Regions from separate parts of the Homo sapiens genome. Here regions 1, 3, 4, 5 and 6 are each linked to region 2. A link is a loop called in an ENCODE intact Hi-C map of the cell type or tissue named here. Cell type or tissue: heart right ventricle. All regions are shown on one strand. Links, peaks and the distances in the headings refer to the core of each region. The heading gives the core; the rest is flanking DNA. Region 1 overlaps THSD4 (thrombospondin type 1 domain containing 4). Region 2 overlaps THSD4 (thrombospondin type 1 domain containing 4). Region 3 holds the start of LOC124903522 (a long non-coding RNA gene). Region 4 has its middle 29 kb from the start of LARP6. Region 5 overlaps THSD4 (thrombospondin type 1 domain containing 4). Region 6 overlaps THSD4 (thrombospondin type 1 domain containing 4).

What was found. Peaks named below come from ENCODE experiments on the same cell type or tissue, not always from the same donor. Only the 100,000 strongest peaks of a DNase experiment are listed, where the experiment ranks them.
Region 1: a loop joins it to region 2, with 9 times the contacts of the local background. A loop is called at or near these places in 91 of 110 quality-filtered maps.
Region 3: it touches region 2 in a loop (6-fold over the local background); 15 of 110 quality-filtered maps call a loop at or near these places.
Region 4: a loop joins it to region 2, with 4 times the contacts of the local background. A loop is called at or near these places in 12 of 110 quality-filtered maps.
Region 5: a loop joins it to region 2, with 3.0 times the contacts of the local background. A loop is called at or near these places in 10 of 110 quality-filtered maps.
Region 6: a loop joins it to region 2, with 8 times the contacts of the local background. A loop is called at or near these places in 60 of 110 quality-filtered maps.

What each region holds. Positions count from the first base shown.
Region 1 is chr15:71,728,005-71,733,334 of GRCh38, reverse strand. THSD4 (thrombospondin type 1 domain containing 4) reads right to left here. Exons shown (of 18, transcript NM_024817.3): 9 at 4,611-4,786; 10 at 2,118-2,214. Among named protein-coding and RNA genes, the nearest start is that of THSD4-AS2, 39 kb to the right of the region's middle. In heart right ventricle, for the core only: a CTCF peak has its summit at 2,589 (motif pointing right); a DNase peak (open chromatin) is centred at 2,646; H3K27ac peaks cover 1,654 bases.
Region 2 is chr15:71,445,644-71,450,973 of GRCh38, reverse strand. All of the region lies in intron 7 of THSD4 (thrombospondin type 1 domain containing 4), which reads right to left. Among named protein-coding and RNA genes, the nearest start is that of THSD4-AS2, 240 kb to the left of the region's middle. In heart right ventricle, for the core only: CTCF peaks have their summits at 1,990 and 2,190 (motif pointing left); a DNase peak (open chromatin) is centred at 2,143; H3K27ac peaks cover 1,961 bases.
Region 3 is chr15:72,153,193-72,158,522 of GRCh38, reverse strand. LOC124903522 (a long non-coding RNA gene) reads right to left here and starts at 3,374. Exons shown (of 3, transcript XR_007064706.1): 1 at 2,452-3,374. RefSeq lists an enhancer at 2,568-2,657. In heart right ventricle, for the core only: a CTCF peak has its summit at 2,311 (motif pointing right); DNase peaks (open chromatin) are centred at 2,322 and 3,072; H3K4me3 peaks cover 1,191 bases.
Region 4 is chr15:70,822,918-70,828,247 of GRCh38, reverse strand. No RefSeq gene overlaps it. Among named protein-coding and RNA genes, the nearest start is that of LARP6, 29 kb to the left of the region's middle. In heart right ventricle, for the core only: a CTCF peak has its summit at 2,946 (motif pointing left); no DNase peak of the experiment used is centred there; H3K27ac peaks cover 511 bases.
Region 5 is chr15:71,547,566-71,552,895 of GRCh38, reverse strand. All of the region lies in intron 7 of THSD4 (thrombospondin type 1 domain containing 4), which reads right to left. Among named protein-coding and RNA genes, the nearest start is that of THSD4-AS2, 140 kb to the left of the region's middle. In heart right ventricle, for the core only: no CTCF peak of the experiment used is centred there; a DNase peak (open chromatin) is centred at 3,025; H3K27ac peaks cover 1,048 bases.
Region 6 is chr15:71,648,968-71,654,297 of GRCh38, reverse strand. The region is part of intron 7 of THSD4 (thrombospondin type 1 domain containing 4); the gene reads right to left. Among named protein-coding and RNA genes, the nearest start is that of THSD4-AS2, 40 kb to the left of the region's middle. In heart right ventricle, for the core only: a CTCF peak has its summit at 2,418 (motif pointing right); no DNase peak of the experiment used is centred there; H3K27ac peaks cover 1,816 bases.

The DNA.
Region 1 (5,330 bases), core at 224-5,223, 280 kb before region 2:
CCCGCCTGAGGGTGCACAGCAAAAAGGTGCAGAGCTGGATTCCAACTCTGCCTCCAGACTCCATTGACATGGAAGAGGAAGCCTGGTGACAATGCCCCTGCTTACCAACTTTTTACAGGTGACCCCTCCAGGCCTGCCCTGTCCCAGGGAGCTGATCCCAGAACCCCCATGCTATTCATGAGCTGAGCCCCATCAGGCCTGACAGAAATCATCATCATCCTGATAGATTTCAAATAGTCTGTCTGATTATCCCTGTAAACCAGCAATGGACCCCAGAAATCTTACCCAAACTTGGTTTCTCAAACTGTGGATTGCTTCTGGACATGACATAAAAATTCTCTGTTGTGCTGAGTTTGCTGACTTGGAGTTTGGACAACACACCCACCCCATGTTCTGGGGATGCACCCAGCTGTTGTCCTCCCCAGTCTGTAGCAATCAGATAACCTGGTTATCCCGTCCAAAGTTCAGAGAAGAATGGATGGGGCGGGTTTGGCACTTGTGCCTTTATTTCCTCCTAGGGTAGGGATTGGACCAAGTAACCTCTCAGTGATATAACAAGCACAAAGTATGGTCACACAGGCCCTCCTCAGGTCACTGCCCAGGTGTGAGATCAGGACAATTATTAACTTACTCTTCCTAAGCTTCCATTTCCTTACTCTTAAAATAAGGCTAATAATAGTACTTCCCTCCAAGTACCTCCCTCTGTCATGAGAATTCAAAGAACTAATCTACGCAAAGAGCTCAGCACAGCAGTTTCTAAGCCCTTGCACACAGCAAGGACTCAATGTGTGTGAGCTATAATTACCATGAATACTTCTGCAGACCTTCCTATTTTAAGGAAGGAAAAGACTGCCTGCATTTGGGTGGTGGGCTCCATCATCCTCCGGTAGAGAAATGTCTGCAGACTCAGAGAGCAGTCCCATGCCCAGTGCCAGCCGAGAGAAAGCTGCCTGCTCTGTCCATAAGCAGAGCCCACCAGGAAGACTCAACATGGATTGTTAGGTGTGAACTCATTATTCTTGTCTTATAGGTCAAAGTATTATTAACAGAAACAAAAGGGGAACCAAGAGAAAAGGCATATAGTAGACAGATAATGGCCCCCTAAAGATGTCCACATCCTAATCCCTGGAATCTGTGAACATGCTACCTTACATAGCAAAAATGGACTTTGCAGGTGAGACTAAATTACAGATTTTGAGAAGGAGAGATTATCCTGGATTACTTGGGTGGGCCCAGTGTAATCTGAAGGGTCCTTATAAAGGAAAGAGAGAGGAAGATGAGAGTCAGAGAGGAGATGTGATGAGGCCAGGGTCAGAGAGAGATTTGAAAGTGCCACCCTGCTGGCTTTGAAGGTGGAGGAAGGGGCCAGGAACCAAGGAAGGCAGGTGGCTCCTAGAAGTTGGAAAAGGCGAGGAAGTGGGTTCTCTCCTAGAGCCTCTGGAGAGAGAGGGGCCCTGATGACACCTTCATTTTGTCCCAATGAAACCCACTTCAGACTTCTAACCTCCAGAGCTCTAAGAAAGTAAATTTGTGTTGTTTTTTCTTAATTTTGAGATAGGGTCTCACTCTGTTGTCCAGGCTGGAGTTCAGTGGTCTGATCACGGCTCACTGCAGCCCCAACCTCCTTGGGCTCAGATGATTCTCCCACCTCAGCCTCCTGAGTAGCTGGGATTGCAGGCACACACCACCATGCCTGGCTAATTTCTGTAATTTTTTTTGTAGAGACAGGGGTTTCATTATGTTGCACAGGCTGGTCTTGAACCTCTGGGCCCAAGCGATCCACCTGCGTCGGCCTCCCAGAGTGCTAGGATTACAGGCATGAGCCCCCTTGTCTGGCCTGGAAACTAGTATAAAGCATTTCAAATGTTGAACTGGCAGGGCAGACCCAGGATGCTCATGCCATTTTGGAATCGAGTGAATGAAACAGTCTCATCAGTGAAGGCTCAGACAAATGGTGAAGCCTGCTCCAATGTCAAGGCCCCTTGGCTTTGAAATATGCGTCCCTCAATTTTCTCTGTGTTGACCGAGAGACAGAGGGTGGATGCACAAGAATTGAGAGAGAGAAGGCTTTACAAGGAAATGACCAGAGTCCCCGGCCACAAGACAAGGGATTCTACCTGGTCTCCTGTGGGGTGGCACCTGGGGGCTGATGGCGTTGGTCCCCATGATCACGTACTCGTAGTGCACGCCTGGGTTTGGCTGCTGGTGTATCATCTGCTGACACAAAAATCAGTGTTACCGCACTTGGCACGTATGCACACCCCTTCTGGGTTTCAATGGCATTTGCAGAACTACTGAGAAATGACTGGGTTGGTTCACTCTAGTACGCATCCAGTAATATCAGTGAACCTGTGGCAGATTAAACAAAGTTATTCCTGGATGGCTTTTTGTCATTTACTTTTGAAGAATGAAGAACTTAGGCCGAGCAAATCAGAAGAAGACTAAGCTAAGAGTCAAGATTTTCTAAACTCCAAAGGAGAAGATGGAGCAACGGTAGCAGAACCTTTCTGTCCTTAGATTTTGCTCAGTGCTCTTGAAACATCCAACACAGATAAATACGTGTACACTGCAGGAGAACTGTTTTAACACTAGGTGGCGTGACAAAGTCATGCGAACAAGCAGCAGACCTCCTGGACAGAGCCACCCCGGGATGCTTTAGGTTCCCTCAAAGTTCTTGACCTGGCTGGTGAGGCTGGCCCCCAGGTCCCTCCCTCTTATTCAGGGAAAGCCCCAGAAACACAAAGACATGGGGCCAGGAAAACAAGTAGAAGCGACCCAACTCTTGCTGGGTCATATTCTCTTAGGAATGATGACAAAAATAGGATGGCAAGCAGGAATCTACGTAGGACTGTGGAAGTCAGCAGCTGAACATTGTCTGGGCTGAAAACATATTAAATGAGCATGGCCCAACAGAATACGTCCCTCCCTATTGGATTTAGAGCACACAGTCTTTGCTGCCCATGGATTTCCTGATGGGGAGCAGGGTGGTGGGCTAAACCCAGCAGCAGAATGAGAATCCACAGTGTAAATATGAGCCGTGCAAGGAGACACGGTCGGGTTTGATGTTTCTGTCTCTGCTGCTTTATAAAGCAGCTCTCCTATTGACCAGCTGTGTAACCTAGAGCAAGCCCCTTCACCCTGCAGTTTTTGATTTCTTCCTTGGGGAAGGAAGAGGTTAGAATCATGTCACTTTCAAAGGTCCTTTCCAGCTAGAAGCATCTCTGAGTCACTCCTGCATGGTGGGTCCTGTGTCTATTCTTCCTGTTTATGCCATGATCTCTTGCCACTCCCTACTGATGAAATGGGTCTTCATTTTATAAATTACCCAAAGGAAGGCAGACCTGAGAACCCCTGGGATTCTCCTACCCAGGAACCAATATCAAACCATCGGCGTTGCAGAAACGTGGTGGGCACTGAATCCCCAAGGGACACGGTTGTGTGACCTCAGGTTCCTGCTGTGTATCCCTCATCCCCTCACTCCCTTTTCACACAATCTTCCTCTCGGTCTGTGGCTGGAAATCCTCCCTCCCTCTCTGGTGCCTCTTCTGCCTGAGCATTCTGCCAGTGCAAAACCTTGTCCCGTTTATGAAATTGCTGTTGGCTTCCATTCCTAGACCACCCACAGTAGGCCTTTAACAACCTGAGTTTTTACCTCTGATGCCATTTAAAATATATTCAGATTCAACCAACCAACTGGACAGTCTAAAAAAAAAATCCAAAATAAACTACAACAAGGCTTCCTTTGTAATTTCGAGTCTACTAGGCCCAAGAGGAAAGGACATAGAACTGTGTGTAGGTGGAGAAGTAATGACAATGCAATTAATAATATTTCTAAAACTCTGACACAGCAAATATGTTAATCAGCTCAGCTTTGGGGACAGAAATAATGTGTATATTCATGGGTGATCTCAATCTTTTTATCAAAATGTTATTTCAAGCTTTTATGTCTTATCACCCTTTATTTCCTGGTCTTTTAAGAAGATTGAATTCTAGTGGTTTCCTTTGAACGTAAGGACCATTTAAAACTCTTGAGCAATTTAATATCTTAGTTTCACGTAAAAGAAATTAAGGTTTTGTCTTCTATGAAGCAGGGAGCTTCTAGTAAATCTCTCTACTGTGACTCTCAGCTTTATTGTTTCATCTGGAGGGCTCTGGAGCTCTCCTTTCTTCATTTGCTCTCAGAGTCTGAACAGGGCTGGGAGCTGGGAGCGGTCCTGCCTTCCTTTAGGCTCTTGCTTTCTTTTGCCATAAAAAGAAAACATGCCAAATTAGCAGTATAAGGAAAGTGCCTGGAGGAGATCCAATGCTCATGAAATAAAGGGCATGTTTTGCCTCTGATTTGGTTCAACAAGTAAAATTGGTTTTACTGGGTCAATAAACTCCGAAGGTAATAAGCATCTGGTGGAGTTGGAGGTTGCTGTGAGCTGGGCCCATTCAGAAGTAAAGGCAAAGATGAACGCCAAGCATTCAAGGAGTGCCTCCAACAGGCTCTGCTCAAAGGGTTTTTATTGAGTATGGGCAATGATTTGTTGCTTATTTGTTCAGAGTATGTTCCTTAGAAGTGACAAGATTCAAAATCCAAAGAACAGTCCAGAAACATCCAAACTCACGTAGACATCCAAGATCTCGTTGGTGGGACCTTCCGCCAAAAAGGACTCTCCGGCAGTGCTCGAAATCTCATTTGGACGCTTGTAGGTGAACATGGTCCCTCCGCCCTCGTATTTTCCTGGTCGATCAATTGCCCAGTTCCCATTGATGATGGAGCGTCCAGAACGACTTCTCAGGGCTGTTGAGAAAAATCAGACAGTTCTTTGGGTAAGCCCAGGGTGTGCACAAGAAACAGAACTGACTCCCCCAGTTTCTGGCTTCTTCATTCATCAAGGTTTTTGACAGGATCCACTATGTGCCAGGCAATGATCCAGGCCCTGGGGCGCCATTAGGCATCTAGATTACATCCCCTTGGGCTTAATCACTGCTTCAACCCACCCTAATCCCTTCTATCACTTGGACTTAGTATAGAAATGTAGGGTGGGGGCTGGTTAGGTGAAAAGGATGTGGAAAATGGGAGGGAAAGGAGAAAGAGGAGGAAGAGAAAAAAGGGGGGAAGGGAAACGTATTTATATTATATACCATTATCTAGGTGAGAGGTTGCACGCTGGCAGCCCACGAGCTGATTTTGGCCCATAAATGGGTTTAGTTTGGCTTCTGTAGTGTTATTAAAAAAAATAACTGAGCCCAAATTTAAGAATTGAAATATTTCACATAAAAAATTTAAGAGTTCTGGCTTCTCTTATAAACCAGGAAGACATGTTAACATTGGCTTCACACTC
Region 2 (5,330 bases), core at 280-5,279:
ACTCCTGACCTCAAGCAATCCATCCGCTCTGGCCTCCCAAAGTGCTGAGATTACAGGAGTATGCCGCCACGCCCGGCTCCTAGCCCCACTATTCCTTTCTGTAGCTCAGGATGCAATATAGGCTTCAGTCATCTGACCCTTCTTTGAGTCTCATATTTTGTGGGGCTCCCGTGTGTACTTATATAATTAAATGTGGCTTTCCTCCTGTTAATCTGTCTTATGTCAATTTAATTCATAGCCCAGCCAAGGAACCTAGAAGGGTGAGGGGCAAGCCACATTTCCCTCCCCTACACTACCAAGTGAAATGGGGGCTTGTGAACAATTTGAGCTGAGTTATGAGCAAAGTTACACCTCCACAGACTCCAATTTGTCACTAATTTATACTTGTTACATAACCTTGGATGCTATAAGAATTATTATTTCCATTTTGCAGATGAGAAAACTGAAACCTGGAGAGCAGCAGCAACTTGTGAATGAGCACACAACTTGTAAGTGATAGAAGCTGGATGTGAGCTGAATCTTCTGAGCCCAAACCCAAAGTGTCTTCTGTTTCTTTCCTGTTCTACTCTCCCCCAACCCTCTCTGAGTGGGCATAGCTCTCAGGTGAAAATTAGAGCAAGAAAAAAAAAAATCTTCAATTGCCTGCATTATTCTCACCTGGGCCTACAATCACCAGGCACCCAGAGCATGAGTCTCCACTTTTTTCCAGGCCTAAGCTTCCTCCAGGCAGCTATGCCAGTCAAATGAGGCATATGGACACGCAGCCACCCAATTCACTAACTACAATGACTCAAGGCGCAGCGGGTTAGTGAAAGAAGCAACAGGTCTGCCATCCTTGAGTTTTCAAACACACACTGCTGGATTTATATATTTGTCCCACACAATCCCTCCTTCCCTTGTTCCTTCGTTTGCACATCACAACTCCTATGGCCATCCGTGTCCACCCTGGACAGCTGCCCTAGGCCAGAGTCCCAATCCACCTCTTTGCATTGTCATAGGACCTTAATATGGGAAGTAGTTTCTTTTCCTACTTTTAATCCTAAGTAGTTTTTTGTTCCTGTCTACAAATTCTATCATGAATTTGTGGTAAAAGCTACCCAAGGAACTAGGTGGATAACAATTGGTATTAAGATGACTGCTTTTCATTTTCTAGTAGTTGGGCCTGCATATTGGGTATAAATCAATTTTCTCCCAATTAAATCTACTTACTTCTCAAACGCTATTTTCACTTGAACTGTTAAATTTTACTTCTCATTTTGCTCCCAACACTTTACAACCCAGGCTAAAGTGACTATAAAATGTCTACACAGGATGGGGACAACCGATTATCATCATTGTCCTGTGTGACTTTCATGTCTTTAGATTACATGGTAATAAAAATAACAGCTGATTGTATTTTTAGTACTTACAGAGTAGCAGGCACTGTAAGTACTACACAGAATTATCTCCATCTTCACAATGACTCTGTGAAGTAGGTTTTATTATCACCTCCATATTTTCTGAGGCGCAGAGAGGTTAATTAACCTGCCCAAGACCACACAATAGTTAGTAGGTGATGGAACCCAGACAGCAACCCAAGTCTGACTCCAAAGCTCATGTTCTTCACCAGTGTCTGAAATGCCACATAGAAACAGTATCAATGTACCCCCAAATAATGTGTTCAGTGGAACAAGAGTTTTAAACCAGAAGTACTGAATAATAGTGTATGTGTTTATGTCGACAAGAGCAGTTTAAAAGCCCTAATTACTAACTCAAATCAACATATAAGCCTTTTCCATCTGAATATCAAAGTCCTGATGTGGCAACTGAGTGTCCTCTGTGATCACCATCTCAAGGAATGTGGCCAAGGAGAATAGGTTTCCCTTGACCCTCTGGGGCAGTGACCAGGTCGCCCGCTGGTCAGACAGGCACACTGGTAAGGCTGGCCAGTCCATTTTCTGGTTTGCCCACTTTGGCTGCTGTGAGGGAGAATGAACAGAAGGCAAGGGGGTTTGTATGTACTCATGAAATGTGTTTACAGCCAGTCCCCAGTTTTCACCACTTCTCCTTTGACCAATCTATTCACCCAGCCATGCCTGGGAGCCACCTATATTTAACTTTTCACCACCCTGACTGAAGAATTTGTCAGTTTCTACCAGGCAGTTAATATTATCAGTGACTGGTTTCCCAATCAATGCATGAGTGCCATCTAGAGTTAATGGAGGTAACTGCAGCCACAGTGGACAAATCATTCCTTCCTACATCTTCCTAAAAGTCCCTGCAGAGAAAGCAGGAAGGACTGCATTAAGATCATTACAGGACTCAGGGATGGATACCCCATTCTCCATGATGTGCTTGCTTCACGTTGCATGTCTGTATCAAAACATCTCATGTACCCCATAATATACCTACTATGTATCCACAAAAATCAATAATTTAAATTTAAATTTAAAAGAATCATTACATGACTCCATACTAGGCATTACTTACAGCAAACCACGCAAATACGGTTTCTGTTTCTGAAGACTTTGTTATGTAAGGCTGGAAAAAGAAGTTAATACATCTAATATCTATTACCTCAAGATCAAATTATGAAATGCCCCCAAATGTTAAGGGAGTTAGACTTGAGATAAGGACCGGTTGTTTCCTAAGCAGTCTCTGCCACCAAAATATTTGATTTTGCCTTGGGCAAATGACATTTCTCTGGGCGTCAGTCTTCTCAACATTGTCTTCTTAATATTCTCAATGAGGATGTGGACAATATGATACAAGTCATTCTTACAAGGCCCATTTCTAGTATATAATACAAGACTTCCACATAACAACTTTTAATGGCTGCTATTGTTTCAAGCAGGCAGACAGAACAAGAAATAGAGTAAATCTTCTTGTGACCCTAACAGAACCCTGACAATGTTTGTTTTGGCATTGTCCCGTAAAACCAGATCTGTGCCTGGCTCATGGGATATAACCAGAAGTCAAGTAAGCAGAGCTGCCGAGAAAGCTACTGTTTACCAGAGGAAAAGCCACAGATTCAATTGACAAGTAACCTGTACCTTTAGTCCTTCTTTTTGCCTGGAACATGGACTCAGGAGGTGGAAGAGCCAGGATGTGTTCATGAGAACATGCAGTGACATGCCAAGGAGAGCAGAACAAGACTCTAGAAGGCTCCCAAGCCTGTGATGAATTGTAAGTGCATGTTTATTAGCCCAGGACCTCTTCCTCTGGAGTTGTTCCATGAGAAAAACAGTATCTCTTTTGGTTAAACCACTCTAGGGTTTCTGTGGCAAGGAGAATGTCATCGCTAATTGACACAACTCAGGTTTTGTCTTTTATTTTTATATTCAACAAATATTAGCACATATGCCTGTAGCTATGTGCCAGTAACTATGACAGATACTAAAAGACAGTCCTACCTCGAGGCACTTGTGGTCTGGTAGGATAAATTCTATAGCTGTATTAACTTGTCAGAAGGCATCAAAAGGAAGAGAGGTGGTCAGAGAAGTCTCTCCGAGGGTGACTCATTAGCTGAGTATTCAACAATTAGCCTGGCAAAGAGGAGGAAAGGGCTGGGCGTGGTGGCTCATGCCTGTAATCCTTGCACTTTGGGAAGCCAAGGTGGGAAGCCAAGGTGGCGGATCACGAGGTCAAGAGATCAAGACAATCCTGTCCAACATGGTGAAACCCTGTCTCTACTAAAAATACAAAAATTAGCTGGGCGAGGTGGCACATGCCTGTAGTCCCAGCTACTAGGGAGGCTGAGGCAGGAGAATTCCTTGAACCCAAGAGGTGGAGATTGCAGTGAGCCGTGATCGCATCACTGCACTCCAGCCTGGCGACAGAGTGAGATTCTGTCTCCAAAAAAAAAAAAAAAAAAAACAAAAAAAATGGAGGGAAGAGGGCAACAGAGGACACTGTTGTTTGCAAACCCACTGGGCACTTCCCCCTTCCTCCATGCTAACAGTGCCTTCGTTTTCATTCCTGTGTCCTTGTCTCCCCCGGCCCACTCCCCTGACTTCTTTAAATCCCTGTGCCAGTGACAGGCTACAGATGAGCATGAGACTCAGTTTTCACTACTAAGACAAAAGACAAGTTTTTCTTTGAGGGCTTCTAGAAACATGTCCCTGACTCTTAAAGAGCATGCACAAGAAAGAATAGGCTCCTCCTCCTGCTGGACTTCATGTCTTCCCGAGATGCTCAGATCTGTGGCAGACATCCTGAAAACTGGAGGGAAGTGACCCTGAGGAGGCCACACAGAGTTTGGCAGAGAGAAAAAATGAAGAGAAACTTGTCCTTGATGACACTACCGAATTGCTGCCATTAATCAGCCCTAGAACCACCAGACACCCATCTTTATGTGCTTAAACTCTTAGTGTTTAAGCCTTTGCATTGGATTTTCTGTTACCTGCAGCCAAAAATATCCTGCTATGTAAGGCATTCTAGGCAGAAGCAGCAGAATATACTAAAGCACTGAGAAAAATGACAAAAGATGACTTGTTTGGAAAACTAGAGGTATTCAAGACCAACGTATAAGGTAAGATAGTAGTGTGATAAAACAACACTGTAGAACTAAACAGAGACCTAAAGACCGTGGAGGAATTACTGGAAGTTTTACAGGAGAGTGACACATTTTGATTCCTATTTTACAAGACGACACTGGCAATTCTGTATAAGAAAGGGCAATGCTAAATAAAGGAAGACCATTAAAGTGGTTGCTATACTTATCTACACAACTAATGATGAAGGTTTAAAGAAAGGAAGTGATGGCGGGAAGAAGAACAAAGAACAAAGTAGAGAGAACTACTAAGGAGGTAGTTTCCTTGGGACAGTTTCACTATGGGATAGAGTCAGGGGATGGAAAGCGGAATTGATATTGACATTTATATTTCTGGCCTGGGTGATTAGTTAGATGTTGTTCATGGAGATACAGAAGAAAGTATCCAAAGTTATTTTCTTTTGGGAGAGTTGAAGGAAATAAATTCAGTCTTAATTATCTCAAGGTTTGAAGTCCCTGTTAGACAATTAGGCAGAGCGATCTTGCAACTGCATTTTGCTAAATGGTGTAAAACATGGACTCATCTCCACAATTAAGCTCAGCAAAATTTGTCCCATGCTTAATGCTTTGATGTACAAAAAAAGCAAAGCACATCGTAAGGATTTCATATCCCGTCATGGATAACATTTGAATTCTACAACCTTGAAAAGAACTTTCTGAGCCATTAGCCATGAAGATAAATCATCACCTCTTTCCAGTCAGCCAAAACAGTGGTCCTAACCAATGCTTTGAATTTCAGACTTGGGTACTCAGCTGTCTACTTTAGATCACAATTTGGAAATGATGGGAAGGATCATCT
Region 3 (5,330 bases), core at 142-5,141, 710 kb before region 2:
CCGAGATCGCGCCACTGCACTCCAGCCTGGGCGACAGAGCAAGATTCCGTCTCAAAAAAAAAAAAAAAAGCCAGGCATGGTGGTATGCACCTATAGTTCCAGCTACTCAGGAGGTTGAGGTGGGAGAATTGCTTGAACCCAGGAGGCGGAGGTTGCAGTGAGCCGAGATCATGCCACTGCACTCCAGCCTGGGTAACAGAGCAAGACTGTCTTAAAAAAAAAAAGGCAAAGGATTTGAATAGACATTTCTCTAAAGAAGATACACAGATGGCCAATAACCAATGAAAAGATCTTCAACATCACTAATCATTAGGGAAATGCCAGTCAAAACCACAATGAAGTACCACTTCACACTCATTAGAATGGCTACTCTCAAAGAACAGAAAAGAAACAGAATATAACAAGTGTTGGTGAAGATGTGGAGAATTAGTAACTCTGGGAATGACTTGGGCTGGGTTGGTGAAGATATGGAGAACTGTACTGTTGGTGGGAATGTAAAGTGGTTTAACTACTGTGTAAAACAGGACAGCAGCTACTCAAAAAATTAAAAACAGAATTACCATATGATCCAGCAATTCTAAGTATATAGCCAAAAGAACTGAGAGAATAATCTTGAAGAAATTTTTCTTTTTTTTTCTTTAAAGACAGGGTCTCACTCTGTCACTCAGTCACCCAGACTGAAGTACAGTGGTGTGATCACAGCTTACTGCAGCCTCGACCTCCAGGGCCCAAACTGAAGAAATATTTGAACACACATGTTCATAGCAGCATTATGTACAATAACCGAAAAGTAGAAGCAACTCAAGTGTCCACCCATGGATGAATAAACATATATATATATATGTGTATATATTCTATATATATATGTTTATATATTCTATATATATATACACACACAATGAAATATGTATATTCATCTACTCATGGATATGTAAATATATATATATATATATATATATGAAAAAATATTCAGCCTTGAGAAGGAAAAAAAGTCTGACACATGCTATAACATTGATGAACCTTGTGGACATTAAGCTAAGTGAAATAATCCAGTCCAAAAAAAAAAAATTTCTGGAATCCAGGCTTGTAGAAAGAAAAAAAAATAAAAACAAAACCCCGCACAAATACTGGGCAGGGTGCAGTGGCTGGCTTATGCCTGTAATTCCAGCTACATAGGAGGGAGGATCACTTGAGGCCAGGAGTTTGAGACCAGCCTGGGCAACACAGCGAGACCCCATCTCTTAAAAAAAAGACAAATACTGTATGATTTGGCTTATAGGTGGTATGTGGAGTAGTCAAATTCATAGAGACAGAAAGTAGAATGGTGGCTGCCAGGGGCTGAGGGAAGGGGGAAGTGGAGAACTATTGTTTAATGGGTATAGAGTTGCAGTTTTGCAAGATGAAGAATTCTGGAGATTGGTTGCACAATAGTGTAATGTACTTAACACTACTGAACTATATGCTAAATATGGTTAAGATGGTAAATTTTATGTCATTTTACCACAATTTTTTAAAAGTTAAAAGAAAAGAGTTTGGTGGGGTAAGCAGAAGAGTTTGGATTTTATATAGTCCCTGGGTATTACAGCTCAGATCGGAAAGTTTGGTAGGGCAGATCAGTGGTTGTTGAAACCAAGTGCTTTCCTTTGCTAGAGGAAATAAACACCTGGATATAATACACAGAAAAATATAGCTTATAATCTATAGGCTTTTCAGGGACTTAGAGAAACCAATCCAATAAAATTCTTTAAAGTATGCCCACTCCTCACTATTCCCAGGGACTGATTCATAGCAGCAGCATCACAGAGAAGGCATATAATCATATATTTATCATGGCAATGAGCTAACTTTATCAGGGAGAAATAGCTGCCTTAAATTTGGGGAAACAGAAAGGAAATATACATTATGCCAGAGCCTCAGTTTTGCAACATGGGCCTTAGCAGAAAGGAAGGGTCATGGGAGGGGCAGTATTATTAGCGAAAAAGGCATTCAGGAATGAGGGGGACTCAAGGACAACTTCATCCCACTGAGATGTCCTGGGAATAAGAAACTACCCCCACCCCCTCTCCCAGGTGCCCAGCCAGCCAGCCATGGCCCCTCTACCTGACTGCCAGACTGAGTGAGGCCTAGAAGCCCATGGTGCTCCTCTCTCCTAGCTGCTGGGCCACAGAACCAGGGAGTCCTAGAGCAGAGAAACTTCTCAGAGAAGGATCTCCAGGTTGCCTCAGGACTAGACTGAGAGGCTAGATCCTCAAACTCAATCCAAGGCTGGCTGTCTCTCTCTCAGAGAAGGAAGTGATGACAACTGAGCCACTAGGCGGCAGCAAAGTCCAGCAAAAAGACGCAGAGGCAGAGGGGTGAGTAAAGACTTCGTTGTCCTCCCTCAGAAAAAGCTACTCCTGTCCCCTTGCTGGGGAAAACGGGCCCAGGGCCCCTCCAGTCCAGGTCACCTACCTATCCAAAGTAAGAAGGGAATCTTCAGGAAGGCTTGTGTGGCCATTTGCCCCGAAAAGAATGGCTCTATCCGCTTCCGCTTTGGTCCTCCTCGCTCTCTTCTCTCATCACCTGGGGAAGGGCCAGCGCTGATTCTGAAAGGACGGCGTTTCCGAGGGCTCTCCAGACTTCCCCCAGCTCTGGCCACTCGGAAGGCAGGCGTGGAGAACAAGTGTGTGTGTGTTTGTGTTTCTGGGCTGCAAGGGTGGAGAGTGCAGTTTCTAGGGCATAGAAATCCCAGGCTCTTCTCCAACCTGCCCTTGTTTGGATTAGCATTTTCTCTTAGACACAGAATCGCCGAAATCTGGCTCCTGTGAAGTGTGATTTCATGATGGCAACAACACTCTTTCCGCTCCTACCTTTATTTAGAGAGCACGGGCTGGGCCCCAGAGCAGAGAGTTTTAACGTTTAACAGTTCCACATGCCCTGTCCGCTGACAGCGAGAGGGTGGGAGGCATTTAAGCCTCTGAAATGATATTCTAGAGAAACCTGAGTTCATCCGCCTGCGTGCCTGACCTCCACAGAGCCAAGGAACACCTGGTACCCAGCAGAGCCCTGCTTTCGCTGCTGCCTTCGTGCTGGCAGGGCTCCTTGCCTTCCCGGAATGTGTTCCTTCTTGTTTGCCACTCAGTGCCTGGCCCAAAGCCAAACCTGGGCTGCTCGGAATGCCATGCCCCCACTCACTTCTCTCTCAGGATCTGAGACAAGGCTCTCTTCCGCCTGGGGAAAGGCCAGGCTCTCGCTGCAGCCTCGTCCCACTGCGCAACTTCTCTAGGCACATCAGACTCTCCACCGGCTGAAAGCAGAAGCACTTAGGGAGAGGACAGCAGGGTCCCCAGGAAAGCAGACGGTGTGGCATACTGATATCCTATTGGCAGCCTTCTAAACTGGGCCAGAGTTGGCAAAGTGTTATTCACAAGGTGTTCATTAACTTGCTAAATGCAAAAAGGTTGGGTTGGGCACCACTCTGGGAAAACATGACACCCCTGCTCCTGGATTCAGTCTAGCATGAAGGTGTGTTAATTGGTGTAGGATTTCTATGCAAGTTTTTCTTTGCTGTTAGTTCCAAATACCAGACTAGTCTGTGTGGCATGCTCTCCCCAATATATAACCACATTTAAACAATTTATTAAGCACCTTCTATGGGCTCCTGAATGCATGCTTCTATAGATACTATGACACTATAATTTTCTGAGCACTTAATTGTGTACCAGGCACTATATAGAGTGCTTTTTATACTCATTATCTCATTGAAGAGAATCTCAATACACTAATACAGTTTTCACACTTTACGCTGTGTAAACTGAGATCAATAGGCCAGAAATACAATATGGACTCCTTCAGGGAGTAGCTGAGGAAGCGAGGTAGACAGAATAGCAATGTAACAGTGTAAGACGGGTGAATCCGTGTAAGTGCAAAAGGCAGTGGTATGGGCAGACTTAATGTTACAGGGGCATGCAGCATGCGTGGGCCTCAAAGAATGAGTAAGATTTGGATCTGAGGAGAGAGGTGGGGAGGATCTTCCCAAAATGTGTGTTTGCGGGGTAACATCAGTTAAAGTATGGTAGTGCTGAGGGCGGGACAGATAAAAATCTGAAAGAAGCAGAGTCTGAATATGTATGTGGGCAGAATCCCCAGGATCTAAGTGCCAGGATGACAAGGACAGACTTAGTCTCCCCGGGCTGAGGAGCTACTGCAGTTTAGGAGTGAAGGAGAAAAGTGATGGTTTGGCGATATTGGTTTCTCAGTAGAGTACAAGGTGGATTAAAAGTTCAGTAGAAAAGTCTAGATCATGGTTTCTCAACCTCAGCACTACTGATATTTTGGACTGGCTAATTCTTTGTTATAGGGGGTTATCTTGTGTATTGAAAGATTCTGGGCCACATCCTTGGTCTCTGCTTACCTGATGCCAGTAGCACCCCCCACCCCTGGTTATGACAGCCAAGTGTCTCCAGAGCAGGCAAACTACCCCTAATTGAGTATCATTGCTTTAGGTGGCAGGAAGTTAGGGCCTGGACCTTATAATATTGGCAGTTATTTTGATAACTGCGTCAGTCTATTGACTTTCAGAATAGCTGATAAAAGTAAAAAATGGTTTCCTTGCCGCAGGAAATTCATCATCAGTGCCAAAGAACTTAATGGCATAGAGAAAAGAGGCTTCAGAAGTAGATCATTCTGCCTATTAGAAACCTCTAGAGGATACTCCAAAGCTTCAGATAATGTGCTCAAGACTCATTAGCAAGACAGCACCTGATAGCAGGATTTCTCTCTCTACCTCATCCCGCAAATCACAACTTACTCAAGGGCCACATTGAGTAAGGAATGCCCCCATGTGCATGCAGGCAGAGAAGCTAATGATCTATAATTTTGCTAGGTTTGCATTCACCCTTCTAGAATTTTGTTTTTGGCAACTGGGAGAGGGGATGAATAGACACTGGCCTATCAATGAAGAGAGCTGATTTACCAAGATGTGTCTTTGTCTAAAGCAGGAATCAGCTAAGTACAGACTGCTGTACAGCCTGGCCAGCTTTTCGTAAATACAGTTTTACTGGAACTCAGCCATGCCCCTTTGTTTATGTATTGTCTCTGGCTGCTCTAGAGCTCCAATGGCAGGGTTGAGGAGTTATGACAAAGATCATCTGACCATATCTGTCCCTTTAAGGAAAAGTTTGCTGATCCCTGGCCTAAAAAAAAAAATGCTTTTAGACTCCTAGGGGTGATTTTTTTTTTTTTTTTTTTTTAATAACGGAGCCTTGTTCTGTCCCCCAGGCTAGAGTGCAGTGGCGTGATCTCGGCTCACTGCAACCTCTGCCTCCTGGGTTCAAGTGATTCTCTTGCCT
Region 4 (5,330 bases), core at 166-5,165, 620 kb after region 2:
AGGCAGGCAGCATTGGAAAGCTCTGGCCACTGGAATGAGGAGCACATTAATTCCCTCCTCCTTTCTCAAGGCTTAGTCCTGGTCTCTTGTAGGCATTCCAGGGGTCTGAGCACCTTGTTGATGAACCTGCTCCTTCTAACTCTCTGGCCAAATCTTCAGCTGGGGCATGGGCTTCCTGTTTGTTAGCATAGCCGGCCTTTCTTGAATAGCTTGACTGAGAAACTCAGCCAATGGTATTTTTACAGATGTTTCATTATTTTTAATGAAAACCAGTTCCTTCTCCACACTGGGACACGAGGCCTGGTGACCATCTCCGCTTGAGGTGCTGGCAGAACATCTACACGCTACACATATCCAAAACACCACTTTGTCCACCCTCCCTCCCGCTCCATACACATGCCCATCTGCTCCTTCTCCTGACTTCCCCATCTCAGCCAGTGGCATCACCATCTCCCATGTCACCCAGACTGGAGATGAGGCCATGTGGAATACGTGAAGAATGCAGGTTCTGAAGACCAAGTGACCTTTGACTAACAACTGAGCCTCCCTATGTCTCAGTTTCCTCTCCAATAAATAATAGATAATAATAGTAGATAATAATAATTCCTATTTCATACAATTTGTTAGAATTAAATGAGTCAGGCCAGGCGTGGTGGCTCATGCTTGTAATCCCAGCACTTTGGGAGGCCGAGGCAGGTGGATCACTTGAGGTCAGCAGTTCAAGACCAGCCTGGCCAACATGGTGAAACTCTGACTCTACTAAAAATACAAAAATTAGCCGGGCCTGATGGTGCATGCCTGTAGTCCCAGCTACTCAGGAGGCTGAGGCAGGAGAATCACTTGAACCTGGGAGGCGGAGGTTGCAGCGAGCCGAGATCGAGCCACTGCCCTCCAGCCTGGATGACAAAGTGAGACTCCATCTCAAAAAAAAAAAAAAAAAAAGAATTAAAATGAGTCAATACCTGTAAAATGCTTAGTAATTTGCCCATGGTAAATGCTCAAAGAACGTGAGGCTACCATATTTGTACCTTTCCCTTCCAAATCTCCCGTATTCAATCAACAATCCAGAACTGTCATTTTTTGGCTCTGAAATATTTCTTACACGCTCCCTTCTTCCCCAGTGCTTACTTAGTTCCACATACCCTCCTCCCAAGGTCTCTCTGTCTCTAAGCCTCTGCATTAACTTATCTCCCATCATGCTACCAAACCTATCTTACTAAAATAGGGCTCTGGTCACATAACTTCCTTACTTCAAAAAATAAAAATAAAAAATTGCAGTCTGCCTCTTCCTGTACAGAGAAAAAGAGCCCAACTGCCTGTTATGCCCTGCTGTGCTGTATGCTTTGTGGGGAAGGCTCTCTGAACATTCCTCCTTGATCCACCACCCGTCTGACTCTGGGGTAACTTCCTGAGCTGGCAGGCTGGCTTCATATCCCGAATATGTGACCATGCCTGTGTCTCATTTACTATTGCATCACTCCAGGGTGTGGCTGGGTTGAAAAAGGCTCTGTTTGGTTTCTGCCACACAAGACAGACACATGAGCAAGTACTCATTGAAGACATATTGTTCATCGATTATTTTTAAATACTTTTTCCATAAAATGTGAGCTAGCTTTTCCCAGTAATTTTCATCCATATACTCTACTTCTTGTAAGTTGTAAACATGACAGAAAAGCTACCTAGAAACTAACAGCAAAGATCTAAGGAAGAAAGGATTGAACCAACAAGGACTGTTGACTTTTTATTCCTAACACTGACATAGATCCTGGTGAGTGCTAATTCCCTTAATGAAAAAATAATCCTGGGCCGGGCATGGTGGCTCACACCTGTAATCCCAGCACTTTGGGAGGCTGAGGCAGGCGGATCACCTGAGGTCAGAAGTTCGAGACCAGCCTGGCCAACAGGGTGAAACCCCGTCTCTACTAAAAAATACAAAAAATTAGCCAGGCGTGGTGGCATGCGCCTATACTCGGGGGCTGAGACATGAGAATCACTTGAACTCAGGAGGTGGAGATTACAGTAAGCCGAGATCGCACCACTGCACTCCAGCCTGGGGAACAAGAGGGAAATTCCCTCTCAAATAATAATAATAATCCTGTAAGCTACAATCTTAGTACTTCAGCCTCATGAAGCATCCCTCAGGATGACAGTCATGTTGATTGCATCAGTCCTTTGCGATTCATTTTGGGTAGTGGGAGATATATCTGGAGTGTGTAGACAGCCCATTGGTGAACCAAGCTACCTTTATTTGGACCAATTTCCGGCTGGGCAGCTGTTTGCACAACACCCCAGATTTGGAATCAGCTGTGGGATGAGCAGAAGCCAGCTAGATACGTGCCTTGTGATGGCACCCAGATATTCAGTTCAATTTCACAAAGATTCGGCCGGGCGCAGTGGCTCATGCCTGTAATCCCAGCACTTTGGGAGGCCGAGACGGGCGGATCACGAGCTCAGGAGATCGAGACCATCCTGGCTAACACGGTGAAACCCCGTCTCTACTAAAAATACAAAAAATTAGCTGGGTGTGGTGGCGGGCGCCTGTAGTCCCAGCTACTCGGGAAGCTGAGGCAGGAGAATGGTGTGAACCCGGGAGGCGGAGCTTGCAAAGAGCTGAGATCGCGCCACTGCACTCCAGCCTGGGCGAAACAGCGAGACTCCGTCTCAAAAAAAAAAATATTCACAAAGATTCCTGAGCAACTACTATGGGTAAAAGAAGCAGCAGGCTGAAGTGCTTTGGATGAAAGATAAATCCTAGGTGATCCTTTTCCTTACCTATAACCAGAGAGTGCAGTAGGTGCAGACCTGCCTTCTCAATGCTGTATTTACAGTTAACTCGCCTTCAAAGATGAATTTGGGAAGTTCAATTTGTTATGGTTTTTCAAAGTGGTAGCCAGAGGCAAATTCCTCCGATTGTTTTGCTATCTCAGTGCCCTCTAGTGTCCAACCGGGACATAGCCTTATCTAAACAGCTGATAACCTGGCACCTGCTCCTAGTTGAGGGTATGCTCCTGTAGTTGGGGAACAAGAAAGACCAGTTGAAATTCCAACCTTGCCACTTGCAGAACTCTCAGGGCTGTCTCACTTCTCTAAGCTTCAGTTCCCTCACTTGTAAAATGAGGATGATAATGCCTACAACATCAGGTTTTTTTGTAAGGAATTAAAAGGATGATACGTGGAAAGCATGACACCATCCTACCATAAAGAAATAGCTCCCAAAAATATACCATCACTAAAGCTCCCAGACATAAACTCATCATAAGTAAGAAGGATGGGAAAGACTAATCTAGCACACTCCTCCCTCTGCATTTTAGCCAGTTGTTTATGCATCATTTCCTTGCTGAATTATGAACAATGAGGTAAGAGACCATGTATCTCCACACATCTTATAGTGCCTGGCCCATGGCAAGATCTCAGAAAATATTTGTTGAATAGGTACTGAATAAAACGAATTTTTCCTGGCCTTAAAAATATTGTACAATGTAATATAAATTCATGGTTTCCAAATATCCAAGCCGACTCTCTTGGAGAGCATGTAAATCCTAAGGACTCTATAATTCAACACTGTTTGGCAACTTCTCCTTGTCCTGAAATACTCCAGCTCTGGAATATACCTTGGGGTAGCTGTAGGTCTCATTGTAAGCTATGGAAAAGCATATTCAGCATGATAAAATCTGGGATGAGAACTCTTGAGCTCTGACCCCCTGATGCATCTGAAAAAAATGAGTGAGCTCCTGGGATAAATGGGGAAGAGCTTCGTTAATAAGAGTGGCAGCCAAAGGCCAGTAGGGACCTTCAGAAGTCAGGACCCAAGAGACCTCCTATATTGCCTCTCTTAAGTGTAAAATGAGAGTGATGGTCCCATCCTGAAGCCCCTGGAATACACTCTGATGGGCCAACTCAATCAACAATGCCCAGATGATTTCAATTATAGAAATGTAATTGAGGCAGGTGCGGATCACCTGAGGTCAGGATTTCGCGACCAGCCTGGCCAACATGGCGAAACTCTGTCTCTACTAAAAATACAAAAATTAGCTGGGCATGGTGGCGGGCACCTGTAATCCCAGCTACTCAGGAGGCTAAGGAAGGAGAATCGCTTGAACCCAAGAGGCGGAGGTTGCAGTGAGCTGAGATTGCACCATTGTACTCCAGCATGGGCAACAAGACTGAGACGCAGTCTCAAAAAAAAAAAAAAAAGAAAAAAATGTAATTGAGTCTGTCATATGTTAAGTCGGCCATGACTTCAGACTTCAGTGAAGAACATATAGCAACTCTTATGAACATGAATAGATATTTTCTTTATACAAAAGTTATTCTTCTAATACTATAAGTCTACAAACCCACAGTAAATAAAAGAAAATAAACAAGGCCGGGCACGGTGGCTTACGCCTGTAATCCCAGCACTTTGGGAGGCCGAGGCGGCTGGATCATCTGAGGTCAGGAGTTCGCGACCAGCCTGGCCAACATGGTGAAACTTCATCTCTACTAAAAATACAAAAATTAGCCAGGCATGGTGGCAGGCACCTGTAATCCCAGCTACTCGGGAGGCTGAGGCAGGATAATCGCTTGAACCCGGGAGGTGAAGGTTGCAGTGAGCCAAGATTGTGCCACTGCACTCCAGCCTGGGGGACAGAGCGAGACTCTGTCTCAAAAAAAAAAAAAAGGAAAGAAGAAAGAAAATAAACAAGACAGATGAGTAGATCAGTTTCACTTTTTTTTTTTTGAGACGGAGTCTTCTTCACAAGAGGAAGAAGCGGACTTTGACATTAAGAACTGATCAGAAGCCAGTAATAACAGATTTATGGAGTGCAACATCTGTTGTTCGTTTAGTATAACTTTAAAACAATTAAAGGAAGATTGAGGCTATAAAACCTCCAAGTTCTCAGAAAATAACAACCTCACAGGGGAACTTAACAGTTGGTCAAATTAAAGTGCTGGGCCTTGTAGCCTTTACTGATTGGCAAATAACCAGATTTGGGGCCATGAAACGATTGTAAAGAACTCTGGAGGGGATTTCGTCTCTGCATCAATCCAAATCATGCTGTCCATGCAAGGAGAAAAGAGCTGGGTCACTTATGTAAAGAGCGGGGATCCCTTTGGCACAAAAAGTAGAGCTGTACTAAGGTCTTATTGTTTAAAAAACATCAAAAATAAATTACCCATCAACTACAACACACTACCTGCTTGAAAAATCATGTTACTTGTAATGTGCTGGTAAAATTAATTGAACATCTGCTCCCTGCCAGGAACTGAGTTGCTAGGGAAAGAGGAATGAATAAGACTCAGGTACATCCTGTGTTTATTGCACTTATATTCTTCTTGGGGGGAGGCAG
Region 5 (5,330 bases), core at 194-5,193, 100 kb before region 2:
TTGGGAGGCCAAGGAGGGCGGATCACTTGAGGTCAGGAGTTGGAGACCAGAGTGAAACCCCATCTCTACTAAAAATACAAAAATTAGCCAGCATGGTGGCGGGCACCTGTAATCCCAGCTACTCGGGAGGCTGAAGCCGAAGAATCTCTTGAACCTGGGAGGCAGAGGTTTCAGTGAGCTGAGATCGCACCACTACTCTCCAACCTGGGTGACAGGGTGAGACTCTGTCTCAACAACAACAACAAAAACATTTAAATGAGAAAAGTCATATGGTGAGTTTTCACCCAAGTGATTGACCCAAAGCTCAAACTTGGGTCTTGCATTAGCAAGTGAGTTCCACATAGCTGACTGGCTATTTTAGATACTAGAAAAAGAAAGGCAAAGCCAGGGAGAATTGTGTACCACGAAATAGTCATTAAGGTCATTACATTGACCCTTCATTTCTATTTGCCACAAATAACACTCTAGGAATGAAGAGTGACAACTAGTTTTTTAAATAAAGGGTGTCACTGCTTACAAAGCAGTCCTACATTCATTATTTAATTTGATTTACTCCTTAGGAAATAATTTATGAAGAAGAAAATGTCCTGCAATGATGACCTAAATGACACGTCATAAAAAGATAATCTTAAGACTGTAGATCTAGAATTTTGAGAACTTTCATAGGCCCAGAGAAAAACTCCAGTTCTCAGGATCGAGCTGACTGACAAATTTCCCGCCACATCCCCTCACAATGGATGCTTCTGTGATCTGAACTATGCATTGTTTCCAGAACATGCCATGTCCTTTCTTATTTCTGGGGCTCTATAGATGTTTTCCCTCTGCCTGGAATGCTCCCCCTCTTTTCCCACTTAAAGTGCTTACTTATCCATCAGAAAAGAGTTAAGATTGCAGACCTGACTGCTCTCCTTGAAAAGATCTGCTTACAAGGCTGGCCCTAGGCTGGCATCTGGTAACTTGGATTTGGGGAGGGTTCCCATCATTCCCAGAACTGGTAAGGGTGGCTTGCTTGCTGCGCCTCTACTGTATAGACAATATGGTTTATGCTGAACACCTGCTTTCCTTGTGGGAGTCTGGAATTTTGTTAGCTGGCAGGCAGAGGGTGTGCATGTGGTCAGCCCCAGTAAAGATGCTGGGCTCTAGGCCTCTAACAAGCTTCCTAGCTGGCAACATTTCCCATGTGTTGTCATAACCCATTGCTAGGGGAAGTAAGTGGGTCCTGCGTGCCTTCCCTGGGAAAAAAAAACCTCGGGAGCTTCCATCTCGTTTCCCCCAGACTTTACCCCAGGAACCTTTTCCTTTTGTTGATTTTCTTCGTATACTTTCACTGTAATAAATCATAGCTGTGATTGCCAATGTATGCTAAGTCACTGAATCACGACAGATAATTGAATCTTAGGGGTTATCTTGAAGACCCCCAACACACAGCCCTTCAAGCCTCAGTTCAAATATGTCATCATTTGTGGAATCTTTCTTTGCTTTCTTAGGTAGCTTCCCATTGCTCTTGCAATTAATGAGAGACCCTTATTGCATGATCATTCACTGTTTGTATTCTGTGCCCCTTTTAGAGTATAAGCTCATCAAATACAAAGATCTGGTCTTTTCACCTTTCTTTTTTCAGCACAGGGTTAATACACTTGGTAGCATTTGCAATGGTGATTATAGTCGATAACACATTTTACACAATGGGAGCATTTTATGCACATTCAATTTGCTTTTCCTACCTAAAAGCATATCCTGGTAGTCATTTCATTACACATCTAGAGCTACCTCATTCTTTCTGAATAAATGCACAGCATGCCTTATCACTAGGACAGTAGGATGGAAAGGACCTAATTATGACAGGTGGCTCATAGAACATTTTACACACTCAGAGTAGACCTATATGATAAAAAGTCTTAGAAATGGAAAATCTGGATCCAAAAGACATTTATTTATTTTTAATGTAAAAAACTGTGATATAATTTACATGCCATAAAATTGCTCTTTTAAAGGATATGGTTCAGTAGTTTTTAGGATAGTCACAAAATTGTGCAACCATCACCACTACCTAATTCCAAGACACTTTCATCACCATGAAAAGAAACCTTGTCTGTACCCATCAGCAGCTAAGATATTTATTTTTCATTTTGATAGGTTTTGCCATACTGTACCGTCAAAATTAAAGAACATCCACGCCTGTAATCCCAGCACTTTGGGAGGCTGAGGTGGGCGGATCACGAGGTCAGGAGATTGAGACCATCCTGGCTAACACAGTGAAACCCCATCACTACTGAAAATACAAAAACAAAATTAGCCGGGCGTGGCGGCAGGCACCTGTAGTCCCAGCTACTTGGGAGGCTGAAGTGGGAAAATGGCGTGAACCCGGGAGGCGGAGCTTGCAGTGAGCCGAGATTGTGCCACTGCACTCCAGTCTGGGCGACAGAGCAAGACTCTGTCTCAAAAATAAGAAAATTAAAGAACATCTTTTTGACCACACTTTGCAGAATTTATCATATTATTCCAAATATGGAATGTAGCAGATTTCTAGTTGCATCTCCCTCCCTGTCCCTACATATAACAATGTCTCATTGGTCTTATCTGAGAAGGTAAGTCCAAGTTCAAGAAAGAAAATGCAAGCCTCCCATTCCCACCTCCCCTTCCCCGCCATTCTGCTGCATCCTGCAAAGAAGCTGCACGTTGGCACGCTCCCCACGCTGACAAATGCCTCAAAAGTCCAGCTTGACTTTAAAAGTCCTTTACAGTCTTTTCGGGGATACGCCCCATCTGTACAAGTGTACACGACTGCCACCCTAACCTTGACTAAGACAAAAGGGATTCTCATGATCTCACTGTTCTGAGTTTAATGCTCTGGCAATGGGAAAATTAAAGAAGGCACAGTTCTTTTCTGTGTCTGTCCTCCAACCCATGCACTGACACCATACCAGGTTGTTCTGTCCTTGGACCACAGTCACCAGCACTGACAGTGCCAGCCACAGGACGCCAAACAAGGCTTGCTTTGCATCACAGCCCTCCTCTCCCCACCTGCCAGGTCCTGCTTATCTGAAAGGACCTCACACCCTAGAAAACTGACTGTAAACTGCTTCCCAGAGTGTGCCGCTTGGCTTCCAGCCCCACGTGGAGAACACAGCCCTCCAAGCGCCCCCAGGTGTATGACGCTTTCTTACCCATTCTTCCTTCTCCTCATGTGTTTTTAGGAACATCCAAAGGGAAGATAATTAAAACCTGCAAGAAAACCAGCTGGCAGAGAAAAGGAAAATCCTGGTGACTTAGTGACGACGCCACATGTTTATGGGTAAGTTTTGCAAGTAACACGACAATAAAAAAGAGGCTGTTATAAATAAATGCCACATTCTTCAAAGCTCTATATAAACTACATTCTTTTTAAGAGGTGGGGGCTACTCATACTCATGCTCCTTCCTCATCATTTCATTTCCAAGAAGGAAAAAGGAATCCTAATTGTATAATTTCCTAGGAGCTCAGGCGTTCTGGAGCCAACAGCACAGAAACACACACGCACTCACACACGCATGCACACACATGCACACACTAGGGGAAAGAGGGAAAGCAAGAAAGAAAAGAGGAAGAGGCCCAAGAGGATCTTTACTTAGCAAAGCAGAGTGGAACAAAGGGGCAGGAGGGCAGGCATCTCACTACCTCTGATCGGGTTTTCTAGCTATTCATGTTAAGCACACATACTTTTAACTCATAAGACAAAACCTCTGCCTTCCTCTCTCAAACGCTGAGCACTGTCTGAAAAGCACCAAGATTTGGGTGAGCCTGTATAATCCCTTTCATTTTTCATCTGCTTTGCTGATTGTCAGGTGAAGCAGAGCCATTTGCCACTCTGCATGTGACACAAGGCTAGGGGCACACAGATTCCGGCGTGGCCTTCCCCACGAGTCAGCTGTGTGCAGGTAACTAAAGCCTGCCCTTTGCTTGCTGTTAATAAGAATAATTGGCACACCACTGAGGGGCTGCTGGAGCACTGTGATTTGCTCAGTTCGGGGGTCTCCCCAGACCATATGTGCATGCAGCGGTGATAGAAATATTTTCCATATGAGCTCTCCTCTCGCCTGCTTAAATGCTCCAGGCTGAGTGAGGCCAGCCCATTTGTCATTCACTCTACACACGAAAAAAATCAACAGGGAAATTGCGAACTTCAACTACAACTAGAGGGCAATGGTCTGCTTTCAGCTTCCAGCATCACTCACCCATTCAGTTCCTCCTGCTCCCATTCAAGGGCTCAATCCCCCCACAGGCCCAGAAAATGTCTACAGAGCAGAGGACATGAGTAACTAATAAGTGAAAAGCCTACAACAAGTGACCCGTTGCTGCATGTCTCTGAGCTGCATGTCTGTTTTGAACAGAGCAACAAGCCTGCTGAAACCACAGCTAGCCTTGCAGCCGTGGGCTTGGGAGCACTCCCACTTCCACTCTTCTTAGACAAGGGAAAGTAATTACATTAGGCTTTCAGAGCCTGCTTGGTCCCTGACAAGGCTAACAAAAGGCAAAGCTGTGAAGTGGCCTCATGGCCTTTTTAGGAGATACACTTTTCATTTGGCTTTTCAAAGACGAAGATGGATGCAGGAGAAAGGCTGTCCTTTCGTTACTCAGGCATCAGGGTAAGGAGGGAAAGGAGTGGATGAGGGAAATACGTTGCAGGCTTGTTTGCAGGTGAGGGTGGATACACCAAGGTGCTTCCCTCTCTGGACTCAATGATCATCTATCCCAATCTCTTTGCCTGCATCAAAAACTGACTCCAGGAGGTATCACTGATGTTAAAAAAAAAAAAAAACTGTACCCAACAATCACATGAACTAAACCAGTAATAATAAATCATCCTCATGAACTTAAAATATGTCTCCCTGCTAAGGTACATCTGGGTACACTCCTAGCCCTGTTGTATATCATTCTCCCTCTTCAAATCTATGATAGAAAGTTAAGCACAGATTTTTCTAAGCACATCAAAGAAAAAAAAAAAGAGAGAAGTGTTGCAAAAGCAGGGAAGAAAAGCAATTCCCCTAGCATGTACATTCTCTCTGCAGCACTGGAGAAAAATTCTCAAAAGGTAACAGTCCCTAACGAAATCTGACATGGCACATCTTTTTTTTTTTCTGCTACAGCAGGAGAAGCGTGCGTGCTACAGGCATCTGTCACCAAGGCCAGAGCAACTTCCCAGTGTGGCAACTGCACAGACAGCTTCAAAATGACATTTTAGAAAGTATAAAATTCTTCAAGAAGAAAAGAAGTCTTCATATAAGAAAAGGCAAGAGAAGCCTACAAAAGTAATATAAAGCATTACTCTTTGCACCCCATAAAATTCCATT
Region 6 (5,330 bases), core at 149-5,148, 200 kb before region 2:
GCCAACTTCAACTACGTGCCAATTCAGTGGTAGGCAGCGGAGACATGAAGGTAAAACAAACAAGGTTCCTATTTACAGTCTAAATCAGGGGTCAGCAAACTGTAGCTAGTAGGCCAAATCTGGCTCACAACCTGTTTTTATAAATAAAGATTTATTAGAACACAAACACTCCCATTTGTTTAGTTATTGTCTATGGCTGCTTTTGTGCTGCAACAGCAGATTAAGTAGTTGCAACACAAACAGGAAAGTCGACAAAGCCTAAAATATTTAGATCTGGCCCTTTACAGAAAAAAATTGCCAATCCCTGGTCTAAATTGAAAGTCAGACACAATCAAATCACTTCAATATTGTTTGTAAATGTCGAGTCCTGTGCAGCCAAAACCAAGGCTCAGGTAGATGCTTCCAAATCTACCCCTGACTGCCCTCATCCTGTATCATATACACCCACTTGATTTGTTCCAAAGTGACTCAATTGTAAAACAGAAGGCAGAGAGTTGTCTTCTACCACAGTAGTCTTCAACTTTTTTAAGTAGAAAAAAATATACTTCAAAAATAAAATCTCATGTGGAAATCCAAAGCTCCACTATGCAAAATGAGAAGAGCAGAACTGCTTTGGTTGAAGGACTGTCAGGGTTTAGAAACCTAGCTTCTCATCCTCCTGCCTGCTCTTCTTCCTCAAGGTGAGGGCTTCTCAACTCCAGCTCTACTGATGTTTTGGTCCTGAAAGGTCTTTCTTATGGGGGTTGCCTTATGCATTGTAGGATGTTTAGCAGCATCCTTGGCTTCTACCCACCAGATGCCAGGAGCATCCCTCTCAGTGTGACAAACAAAAATGTCTCCAGACATTGCCAAATGTTCCCCATGGGAGCAAAATCACCCTCAGTTGAGAATCACTGCTCTTTATTCCAAAGCTCATGGGACACCGAGGAGCACATGACAGATTCCCCAGAAAGCTTTAAAATGATGGTAGTTCCACAGAAGTGCACAAACAGCCTTTGTAAATGTCAGAGAAGCTAATAAGCAAAGAACACTTAATTATCCAGTTTCCAAAAATAGTTCCTTACTGCTATCAAACCTTCTCGAGTTCTTTAAGATTGCCTCTTGGCTTAGCTTCAGCAGGAGTATCATTATGTATTGCAAAGAGCACAGTACCTGCGACTTGGTAGGTGTTTAATAAGCGTTTGTTGAATGAAAGAGCAGCTGGTTGAAGAATCAAAAGATCAAAGTTACAGGACCAACCTGCTCTTCGAACTGGCTCATCTCTAAGGTCCCTTCTGGTGCCAAAATTTTTCTTTTAAAAAGAGATACAGCCCTGATATGAAGAATCCTGCCATGTTTAAAGGGAGGGAAATTTGCTGTATATACACAAAATTAAATTGGAAACAGGAATCAATGAAGATCAAATTGACGATGCCATTCATTTGAAGAGAAGAAATGGTCCATGGCATAAAAGGTATTTTGGCTTCCTAAATGAAAGCAATTGTAAAACGAGCGATCTGGTTTTAATCAAGCTTATGGCTGTCACTTTTCAGTACCTCATCCTAGTTCATAATAGGATAGCATCTTATCAAGGGACTCAACTGGAAGAAAATGTTGGCGCTCTTGTAGGATAAAACTGGGTAAGAATCAACTGCAGCTATGTTTACAAATCTGAAGAAAGGAGTCCCGAGAGGTAAACATATCATATTCTGTAAGATAATTACCACCTCCCCCAATTCCAACAAGGGTCATCGTTCTCTGGAGGGTGGGGATATCCCAAACTCTAAAATTCTAATGCTTTACTTTCATAATTTTCCTCCTCCATGGATTGAAATGGGGGAAGGAGGAGAGAGGCCTGAAATAGCTTTTGACAGTGATAATTGCTCTATTATAAAAGTAAGGTAACCATATTTTTGTATAGAATACTAGAAACCTCTAGACTTTCACTTTACTTTTAATGTGTAGAGCCGTATGGTGAATTGTGTTTAAAGAGATCATAATATGTCTGGCCAGATTTTATTGTAATTTTTTAGTGTCTCAGGAGGGGCTGGCAGCAGGAAAAAACCACGTGGGATGGGTCTGTTAGAAGCTGTGGTTTGGGGCTGATAAGGGGTCAAGACTAGGAAGTTCCTTGCAGAATGGAGCAGAGAGACACTGCCTACACCCTATAAGGCAGAGTTCTGGAGGCTAGATTATCAGCAAAAAGGCAATAGTGAGTTGGGTTGATGAACTCTGATCCAGGATGGAGGTTGCTTGCACACTGGCCTGATTTACAGGGCCTCCTGAGCGCAGATGGCCTGTGTCTACCAATGCAGGTCCCCAGAAGGCTCTCACGGGACCGTCCCCATGGCCAGAAGGCAATGATGGAGATTCACGCCGGCATCTTTGTCATTTCCTTAACACACAGCCAAATGTGCCTGTTTGCATTTTTCTCCACAAGATGGCACCTCTAAGCCTTTGCAAGAGGGTACTTACCTAAACAACTAGTTTAAGTACAAGAAGCAGTGATCCAACATTAACAAAAACAATGACTGTTGAGAAACACAAGAAGGGTGGACCCAGAGATGCAGGCTGACTGCATATTTACTGTGCTCTTATGTGCAAGTTTCTGCCATGTTGTTAAGGCATGATTTCATTTCTTAAAATTTTTTTGGAACATCAAAAAAAAAAAGGTGGGTGAAATATTCAAATCTTGTATTTCCAAAATGTTCAAGAAAAATGCTTTAAAATCTGTGTAAATGAGTTACAACATTGGGGAATATATAGGCTTCTTAGCTATCATTGGGCCATCTCCAGGGACGGCTGAGAGGACTGACTGGGTGAGTGGGACGAGATGATGAGAGAAAAGGCTGGCAACGAAAGTGTGGGATCTTAAATCCGAAGACTCTTGAGTGGGAAATGGCAGGCTGAAGAGCTCTTTTCAGAAGATGTCTGGCAAACACGGGCAATGGACTGGAGATGGAAGAGACTGGAGACTGGGACACACACAGACAACTGCATTAAGATGGGCACAAAGTGATGGAGGCCTGGACCAGAGAGATGAAATTAGAATGGAGGGCAAGGGCCCACCAACATCACGCTGAAGGAATGGCCAACTGGACTGAAGATGGATGTTCTACCAAAGGTGGAGTAAGGAAGACCAAGGTTCCTGGCCTGACAACCTGAAAGAATACTAGTGTTCTTGAGGCAGAAACTCCACTGGGGGGCAGGCCTTTGATGGAGCCATCTTACAGCAAGGGTCTGAGCATAGATCTTGATACTCATTAATTCATTCATCGAATTTAGTTATAATAATTCTCTCTCTCCCATTCTTTCATCAGAATTTTCCTCTAAAACCCTATGCATTTTTATTTTAGCTTTTTGGATAGGAATCCTTCTAAAGTATATTTTATAATTCTCAGTTTTTAAAAAAATCAAGACTAGTAAGTGTAAGGTTCTTGTACTGGTTCGAACCCTGAGAGCGTGCCAACAGACAACAGGAGGCGGTGTGGAGCAACATGCTGTTTTAATGAGCACCAGGGTGCAGGCGGGCTGAGGCCTAAAATGGCGTCAGCCCCAAGTGAGGACAGGGCGAAAGTTTTATAGTCTCCTGTAAACAGGAAGTGTCCTAGTCTGACATTACTGCTATGTTGTACCCGGATGGCCTCTTTCTTGATTTTCAGGGGTACGTGTCTTCCGGCTGGCTCTCTTCCTGCTTCTGCTATTTTGCTGGAGCACACTGCTGGTGCAAGTAGCCTTGTGCCTTGGGACTGGGCCTGAGAAGGGAGGAGTTATTCATCTCCTTAAGCTTTCAGGCCCCCGGGGAGAATCTTACAATAAGCCTTAGTTTATTTTCTCTGGCCCCCTGTTACTCAAAGTGTGGTCCATGGACCAGCAGTGCAGGCATCGTCTGGGGCATTTTAGAAGTCTTGCACCGCTTCCCAGGGCTACTGAATCAGAATCTGCAGTTTAACAGCATTCTCAGGTGATTCCTATGCACATTCAGGTTTGAAAGGTGCTGCTCTACATTGTGGGTCAGCAAGCTTCTTTTGTAAAGAGCCAGAGAGTAAATACCTCAGGCATTGCAGTCATATGGTCTCTGTTGCAGCCACTCTGCTGGATTGTTGCAGCGTGAGAACAGCCATGGATGACTTATGGCTATGTTCTAATAAAACTTTATTTACACAAACAGACGGCAGGTGGATTAGGCTCACATGCTAGATTTGGTTTACTTGCTAGATTTGGCCCATGGGCTATAACTTGCTGACTCTTGCTCTAGATGACTCAGAGACATTCTGAGGTGTGAGAGATTGCCACCCTCTATATTAAGTAGTTCCAACTACCAGAAGGTCTCTGCCGTCCCTCCTCTGGATGTCAGAAGTCACTTCTTGCAGCTGGCAGTCCTTTTCTGACTTCCTTATTGGCTGTTTTCACCAGGAAATGGTTGAAGAGCAAATGAACTATCACAGAACTGAAAGAACTCCCTAGTCAATAAATGTTGCTGCCATAACTGGCTAGCCATATGCAAAGATTGAAACTGAACTCCTTCCTTATACCATATAAAAAATCAACTCAAGATGGATTAAAGACTTAAATGTAAAACCCCAAACTGCCAAAACCCTGGAAGACAACCTATGTAACACCATTCTGGACATAGGAACTGGCAAAGATTTCATGACAAAGATGCCAAAAGCAATCAAAACAAAAGCAAAAATTGGCAAATGGGATCCACTTAAGAGCTTCTGCATAGCAAAAGAAGCTATCAGGCTGGTGCACGGCTCATGCCTGTAATCCTAGCAATTTGGGAGGCTGAGGTAGGCAGATCACCTGAGGTCAGGAGTTCAAGACCAGCCTGGCCAACATGGTGAAACCCCATCTCTACTAAAAAAATACAAAAATTAGCCAGGCATGTTGGTGGGCACCTGTAATCCCAGCTACTCGAGAGGCTGGAGGCAGGAGAATGGCTTGACCCCAGGAGGCAGAGATTGCAGTGAGTTGAGATCACACCACTGCACTCCAGCCTGGGCAACAAGAATGAAACTCTGTCTCAAAAAAACAAAAAACAAACAAAAAAGCCCTGAGATCTGGCTAAATAGAAAAGCCTAGTTTTGCTTCCAGTGCTGGAGAGAGAGGAAAGGGACAGAGAGGAAAGGGAGAGGAGAAACTAGGAGATGGTGGAGAAGAGCCAAAGAGAAGCTCTGAGTGATGGGGGGACTCCTAAGGACTTTGAATCTGAAGTGCACTTGCTGGGATTTAAAGAATTTAACAAAAATTTCTTTTCTACGTTCCATATGTTCAAAACGTCTTTTCTTCTAGACACATGAATGTTCACCTAAGAGCCTTCCTAATAATGCACATTACACCCGCAGGTG